Linked DNA regions of Homo sapiens: regions 1 and 3 are each linked to region 2. The links are chromatin loops, found by intact Hi-C in ENCODE. Cell type or tissue: heart right ventricle. All regions are shown on one strand.

What was found. Peaks named below come from ENCODE experiments on the same cell type or tissue, not always from the same donor. Only the 100,000 strongest peaks of a DNase experiment are listed, where the experiment ranks them.
Region 1: a loop joins it to region 2, with 4 times the contacts of the local background. A loop is called at or near these places in 24 of 110 quality-filtered maps.
Region 3: a loop joins it to region 2, with 2.9 times the contacts of the local background. A loop is called at or near these places in 40 of 110 quality-filtered maps.

Annotation. Positions count from the first base shown.
Region 1 is chr1:221,434,120-221,436,619 of GRCh38, reverse strand. All of the region lies in intron 3 of LOC105372932 (a long non-coding RNA gene), which reads right to left. Among named protein-coding and RNA genes, the nearest start is that of LINC02817, 99 kb to the right of the region's middle. In heart right ventricle, CTCF peaks have their summits at 809 and 1,013 (motif pointing right); no DNase peak of the experiment used is centred here; H3K27ac peaks cover 363 bases.
Region 2 is chr1:221,202,229-221,204,728 of GRCh38, reverse strand. No RefSeq gene overlaps it. Among named protein-coding and RNA genes, the nearest start is that of LINC02817, 130 kb to the left of the region's middle. In heart right ventricle, CTCF peaks have their summits at 868 and 1,071 (motif pointing right); a DNase peak (open chromatin) is centred at 1,088; H3K27ac peaks cover 2,037 bases.
Region 3 is chr1:220,907,923-220,910,422 of GRCh38, reverse strand. No RefSeq gene overlaps it. Among named protein-coding and RNA genes, the nearest start is that of HLX-AS1, 29 kb to the right of the region's middle. In heart right ventricle, a CTCF peak has its summit at 1,516 (motif pointing left); no DNase peak of the experiment used is centred here.

The DNA.
Region 1 (2,500 bases), 230 kb before region 2:
GGCTTGTGGCATGATTTGGGGCAGCCTGTGCACAGTGGCTGGCACAGAGCAAAGGCCCAATAGAAGTTAAGCAAAGGGCATTCTGACCACGATGTCTGGTCATTTCAGGTGTGACTGTGCCTATAATTGTACCATAAGGAATTCAGCCCATGCGACTAAGCTATGCCTTTCTCTGTAGTAGCTTAATGGGAAATCAGGGCATCTCCGGCACTGTAGTGTGTCACTTCATCAGACATAGAGCCAACTCACACATTTGTCCTTCTGATGCATGTCTTTCCTCCTCCTTTACCGATGCAAGTAGAGTGAGAACCCATGCTATGATTCCACTCCCTGTCTAAAACCAAGTGTACTCTGAGAAAGTTAGAAACTATTCTGTATCTGCTTCCAGAAGCTTATCTCAAGACTTAAAAATTGAAGAGAATAAAATTAATAGCCAGGAGTAACAAAAAAATAGAGAGATTTTAGCTTGCCATTTCTTTAAGTTATGTATTTTTGTCTTGTGAGGTTCAATTTGGAGAAAAGCACTTAGACACGAGGCAGGGTCGGTTCAGGGGCAGGGCCATATTTAAAAGCTCAAAATGCTTGCTTTTGTGGTGACAAAGGAATCGACACTTCTTTTTTCTTCCCCAAAGGAAACAGAAGCTTATTATCCTGACAGAGGAAATGCAGAAATTTGTAGGTGGAGATTAACCCTTACTCCCAAACACTGAGGCTCCTGTTCAACTTCTTGCTTAAGAGATTTTAGTAACTTTTAAAAATTCTTAGCATGCTACATTGGTTGGCTCTCCAAATAATTCAGAAAACTTGTGACCTGAAGCTTTCATGGAGTTGATGTAACTGTTCTGGAAATCTCTTGACTTGAACTTGAGACTCACTCACACACAGCTGCAGTATGTCCACCATCAACAGCAATCTGTACCCAGAAAGCAGTGGGAAATGGGGAAAAAACAAGAGACAACCTCAAAGAAATCTAGGTCTTTCCTGAGCTGCAGTTCTACATATTGACCACCAGGTGTCTATCTTCACACAAGCAGTCTTGCTTGGATGATGGTGTACTACTTGACTGTGGGATTATTTTAAAAATGAAAGCAATTTTTTAGATATGGGTATATATGTAAGTATAAATGTGCAAATGTAAAGTGAAGTCTCAAAGCCAAACTTAATAATTTACAATTCCTTATCTAAGTAGGATAATCAATTGAACCTTGTGTTGATCTTCTAAAGTTGTTTGGAAAAACTAATTGGGGGAGTAAATGGCCAATAGATTTGGGGAATGGTGAAAAAAAAATTGTCCTCTTCCTAAATTTTATCATGCTTTTTTTTTAAATTTCAAGATTCTTAGCATGCAAACAGGTGTATGTTCCCAGGAACATGGTTTTTGGTAAAAACAGACGAATTGTATTCTGAGCTGGCTTCTGTACTCTGTAGTTCAATTTCATAGTTCAGTTTCTATTGTAGCTTATTTTCCAGTTTCAATTCTAGGCCCTGATACAGGTGAAAAATATCTCTACCAGGAAGTGCAAGAATAAGATTTGACTTTTTTTGTCCCATAATTGGAAGTGACATTATAGTAGAATTAGATAACTCCAGTAAGGTTTAGGATGCACAATTTATGCATTTATGTCAATCTTAGAAAAGAAGTGCTCTTTTGGTCTGTAAAGAAAGGTCACCAGATTAAACAGTTTCAGGGATATCTTTTATATCTCTCTACTTTTGTTTGTTGTTCATTTGTTTTGTTTTGCTTTAAGTTACCCAAAAAATAGTTTCCATAATTTTAGGAACCTTCTGTTTTCATTCTCTTCCTTGCCAAAACATGGAGGTCCCTGAGAGCCCTAGAGGCCCTTTATATCTTTAAATAAATTATATATAGAAGAGACTTAAAAAAATTACCTAGTACAGAAGTACTTTAAGAGAAAGAACTGTACCATCCTATGCAACTATTTTAGTGAGGCCTGAGGAGGAAGAAAACATAAATATATTACATCAAAGCACTGCGTGGAGACTGAAGACTTTCCTTTTGGTTGTTATTTTTAAGTTTTATTTGGTTTCATTTATTGTTTTGATACCTTTGAAACATTAAAATAAGTTTCTCCGGTGACTATATCTATCAAGCTCTTTATTGGGTGGTGCTCTCACCAATGTTGGCTTCTCATTTCTGTTCCCTCAAATATTTATAGACAATGCTTACTAAAGCTCAGTTTGTTCCCAAATTTTGTGTTTTTTGTTTTTTCTTTTCTTTTTTCTTTTTTTTTTTTTTTTTTTTTTGAGACAGAGTCTTGCTCTGTCGCCCAGGCTGGAGTGCAGTGGCGCGATCTTGGCTCACTGCAAGCTCCACCTCCCGGGTTCACGCCATCCTCCTGCCTCAGCCTCCCGAGTAGCTGGGACTACAGGCGTCCGCCACCATGCCCAGCTAATTTTTGTATTTTTAGTAGAGACGGGGTTTCACCATGTTAGCCAGGATAGGATGGTCTCGATCTCTGACCTCGTGATTTGCCCGCCT
Region 2 (2,500 bases):
TTTCCTACAGCTACAGTGATATCACACTTTATAAAGTGAGGTGCAACATGTTTGGGACTCACCATGTTATCTTTGTTAAACCCAAATACACAAAAGCATCCAGCCAGTAAGTGACAGTCTGGCTACCTGTCCTAACTACCAGTCACTTTTGTTCATCCACATATTCACATTTTCCTTAACCAGGATACTTACTGTCTCTATTTCTGTATGACATGATTACAACTCTGAGAAGGCTTTTGTTCTCTAGTATTTGGAATCCTTAAAAGTACTTCACTTCGTTGTTAGAAATGAAGCAAAATTGTAGTTAAGAAAATTGTTGGGACTATAAAAACATTTGGCTCCTTTTCCCTGATCCAGAAGGTACTGTGTGTTCTTTGGATCTCAGTCAACATTTTGGGCAGTTCCAGATAAGGTATCCAATAACTTCACTTTGTGTCCCCATTTTTCTTGCCCTCATTCCAGAAAAAGTTGGATAGCTGCCTCCCAAATAATTTTATTGTGAGGGAAGTTATTATGAAAACATACTCCACTGGTTTTCACTGACCTCCAAAACACACTCCCTAATTAAGTGCAAATGGGAAACTGACTTGGGAGCAGGTTGTCTCTGATTTTGGACTTGGGAGAAGTATTAAAGTTTATGAACTCGATACGCAAGCTCCATCTGCCAAATGAGGAATTTCTTATTTCATTTGGTGACCACACTGAGATTATATAATGCTCCTCAGAAAACTCTGAATGCTGAAGATGCGTAAACCATCTGTCTATGTTGAAAGGTCAAAAAATGCACTGCCCCCACAATGTGTCTCTGGGCATAACTAATTATTTATCCAGAGAAATTTCATCATAGAGTTGTTGGGGTTTTTTTAACATTGAATTTCTACATAACCATAAAATTTTACAGTACTAAAGAGAGAGTGATCATATTCATGCTCTCACATCCTTTTACAGGAGGCTAGGGTTAGTCAGCTTTAATATTTAAAGAAACCTGAAGACCTGGCACAGAGAAGTGTGAGAAGCAGAGAAAGGAAAGCAAACAATTTCAGCTCTGCCATCGCATCTTTCCCTCCCCAGCCAGCAGGGGGCAGTAGTAACAGAGGAAGTGAAGCTGGCTTACTTCTGCGACTGAAGATCCAGAAACAAGGAGAAAGGGTGAAAGTTGCATGAGGTTTCTCTGCTCTCCAGTGACCCACCCCAGCCCCCCACCCCATTGGTGGGAGTAGACCTCAGGTGTACTTCTGAATTCCAGTTCTCCCATGGTACCAGCTTAAGTTATGACAGATAATTAACTATGTTTTGAAACCATGCTATAAGCCAGGCACTGTGTTAAGCACTTTACATGCATTTTTTTATTCCATCCTTTAGCAAAGTAGGCTAAAGTAGGTTTTGTTATCATTTGTGTTTTAAAGATGAGAAAACTGAGGCTTAAGAGATTAAGTAACTTGCTCAAGGTTACCTAGTTAAAACTCTAGCCACTAACTAGTAAAGAAAACTGCAATATTCATCTTTAACCCAGGGATTGAGTCTTATGTTTATTTAATTTGTTTTTGTGTATTTTTTCATTTTCTAAATTATTTAATCTGACAAAGATGCAGGTATTTTCAGTTGTTTTAATACTCAAAGGGTAATACATGTAATACACAATTATCAGGTGAATTTGAATGCATCAGAGTAATTCAAGAGAAGGAAAAATTTTCCCCAAATTATCAAATTTGCTAACAATGGTGATACTACTGAGTAATGTTATTAACTCAGATATTGTACAGTCACTCTTTCTTTTAGTAGGGTAGCTACAAATTGGATTTATATCATTTGTTGCCCTCTGTAGTCATTTTGCCAAAATGAAACACTCTCAGTTCAGGGTTTATAATCAGACAGACAGTGTTCTCATATCAGCTCTGTGCTTCCTTCTCTGAGCCTCAGTACCCTCATCTCTAAAAGGAATCATTCATACTTTAGGACTCATTTGATGGTTGTGAAGGTTAAACAAGCTAATACAGGTAAAACATTTAGCCTGACTCTGGCATATAGGAAGTAGTCTATAACTGCTATTATTCTGACTCAATGTCAAGCTTGGAAAACAAGTAGAGAATTCAAACAAATGTCCAGCTATTTTGGTTCTGGGTGCCAAAAGTCCAGATGTTTGAGAAACCTCAATTAATAACTATATTTGTTGGTGCTCACTGGTGTAGTTGGCACAATGTGATCACAGGTTACATTTGAGGGCAAGTGGGGGTTAATGTTCTCCCCATTCATGCACAGTTGTCCTTTGTTAGGAACTAAAAATACAAAGGTATAAAGGTTTCCCTTTCTATGTCTGCCGAAAAGATTACCGACAGTCAAGAGGCAACTTTTTTTTTAACAAGCACTTAAATTCCTTTTAAAATCTTAAATGAAAAAAAAGTATTTATTTCCTATACTTTCTTTTCAGCTTTCAAATATATCAGAAAAATCTAAATACAATCCAGTTTTCTTCACTCTAGTCTAATCCTGAGCAGCCCAG
Region 3 (2,500 bases), 290 kb after region 2:
CAGCAGTACCTCGTATCCTCTGAGGCCCAGCGCCCATGTCGCCTCCCTGAAGCCACCGTCGTCCTTTCTGCTTCTCCACAGGCCAAGCAGATTTCACTGCAGCTCTGACTAGTGTCCCTGAGGCACACAGTCACTACACAACCCCCACATGTTGTGGCATTCACTGGTGTGCTATGATCAGCTGTCTGCTCATCTCTCTTCTCCACTGTGCTCTGAGCCCCTGGAAAGCAAAAAACCACATCTAATTCCCACAGCACCTGGCACAGAGGCTGGTATATGGCCAGTGTGATGCTTCATTGAGGCAGTTAACCCCTTTGGTATGTTCAAGAATCCCTACCAAAAAAGCCAGAGGATAGGAACTCATAGTCAAATGACAGGGAAAAAATGAGAATTGCAGACATTCCTGCTGCAAGATAGAGAACATAACTGTAAAGACTGAATGAATGAATGAATGAACAAATGCATACATACATACTCTCCCTGGTCTGAGAATGACCAAAAACACAAAGAAGGTATTCACCAGAGAAGTGACACAATTTGATCATGGAAACAAAGTGCCAAAACTGGGGGAGGGGGACTTGGGTAGGATATCCAGAAAATTATCATCAGTTGTGAAACAAATTCTTTTAGAGGAAGCTTGATTATTTTGATTATTGAAGTACGACATGAACCAACCCCAGAAGAGGCAGTGCCTGGTGGTGCCATGTCTTCATATTTTTGAGTGAGTTAAGTGGTGGCCATACAACAGCCAAATAATCAACCAGATACAGAAGAGGGTTGCAATGGTGTTATTAAAACCTCCGTATTTCACAAATGGGGAGTTGAAACCCAGAGGAAAGAAGAGACATACTTCAAGGAATATACTCAGTTACTTGGGTCTAGAACCCAAGTCTCCCAGCTCTCAACTCATTGGGAGAGGGAATTCCTTCCTCAAAGTAAAGCAAATGGCAAATTAGAAATTACAGAGAATGTGGTTGCAGGGAAACATACTTTCGGGATATAAGATGCTTTAAAGGCTTTTATTTTTCTTCCTCTTCCAAGAAGGACTGTTCATGTCAGTTTTTCTGCCCACCTACAAATACTTGGATTATCACAATTCAAGAATTAGTGAAGAAGATACCAAATTATACCTGAGGTGTTGTTAGAACAGTTGCTCTGCAATGGTGATTGACTTCATTATTGTTTGTATAACCACATAGAAAAGACATACATGTATTCGTCTTAAAACCAAAGCTGGAGGGCCCAGACCTGATACCAATTCCATCTTCACCATGAAGGATGGTGAGTTTGGGGAAGTTACTTTACTTCCCCCTCAAAACCTAGTTTCCTTAACTTTAAAATGAAAACAATATCTGCCTCATATAGATTATTTCTGATGATTAAATCAAACATTGTGCAGAGGCCTGGCACATGAAAGATACTTGATTAAAAATTAGCTCACCCCTTCCATTTTCCTCCTCTGCAAATTATTCAGAATGTACAATCAGAGCATGAGGAAACTACCACCACCTGGTGTACGGGTCTCAAAACTGCATAAGCGGCAGCAAAGGTGAAAATACAACTTCCACTGAGGAAACTGCAAAATGAAACTACACAAATGACTGAATGCATCATACAAAAAATACAACAATTATTCTGGGATAGAGGCCATTGGCCACTCCAGGATGATGGGTAGAATTAACAAGGGCAACCTTCCTGGAAGAGGTACACCTTATTTTGAAATGTAAGTGGAGGAAAAAGGATGTGGACAGATTGGAAAGAATGAAGAACAATTTTCTGCACAATTGGAAAAAAAGTCGGAAGCAAAAGAGGAAGGTCCTGGTGGCAAATAATGTCAACTGGAACATTTAGCCCAGCCATGCCTGTTAAGCCTTTAGGGTCTTTAATCACAGAAGAACAAGGAGGGAGGACTGGGTGTAAGTCACTCACTAGGAGGTTGCAACAACCAGCTGGTAGTATTCAAAGCACAACATCTCTAACTTGTGGATGTCGGCCTCTTGTTCAGGGCTTGCTTTAATGGACAGGTGTTGGAGGCAGGTAAGATCATTCTAGCAAAGAGCAGTCCCTCCCTGTAGAGCTCCAGAAAGGGTGGAAATGTGTTTCTCCTCAGACATATGGGTAATGGGCAGAGCTCATTGAAGACAGCAGTCCTGTCTGACCCATCTTGGGGATCCTGACAATACCTAACTCAGAGCTCAGTACCTGGAAGAAGCTCCGTACATGGCTAAGTGGATTTTCCCAGCTGGTAGGGATCAGAGGTTGTATTATGCAGTTAAGTTTCTAACCCAGCTCTCTACTCTGCATCCTTACTCTACATTCTGGGATGTGCTATGCCCTCTCTTTCTTCCAGATCTTTAAAGATGTTTCTCTTTATGCCTGAAAAATATTCTAAAGGTCCCAATTGAGACATGGCATCTTCCAAAAAGTCTTCTCTGACTTCCTGCAGCATTCAGTAATTCTCTTACAGTCCTAGCATGTATTACCACATCGCATTATGATT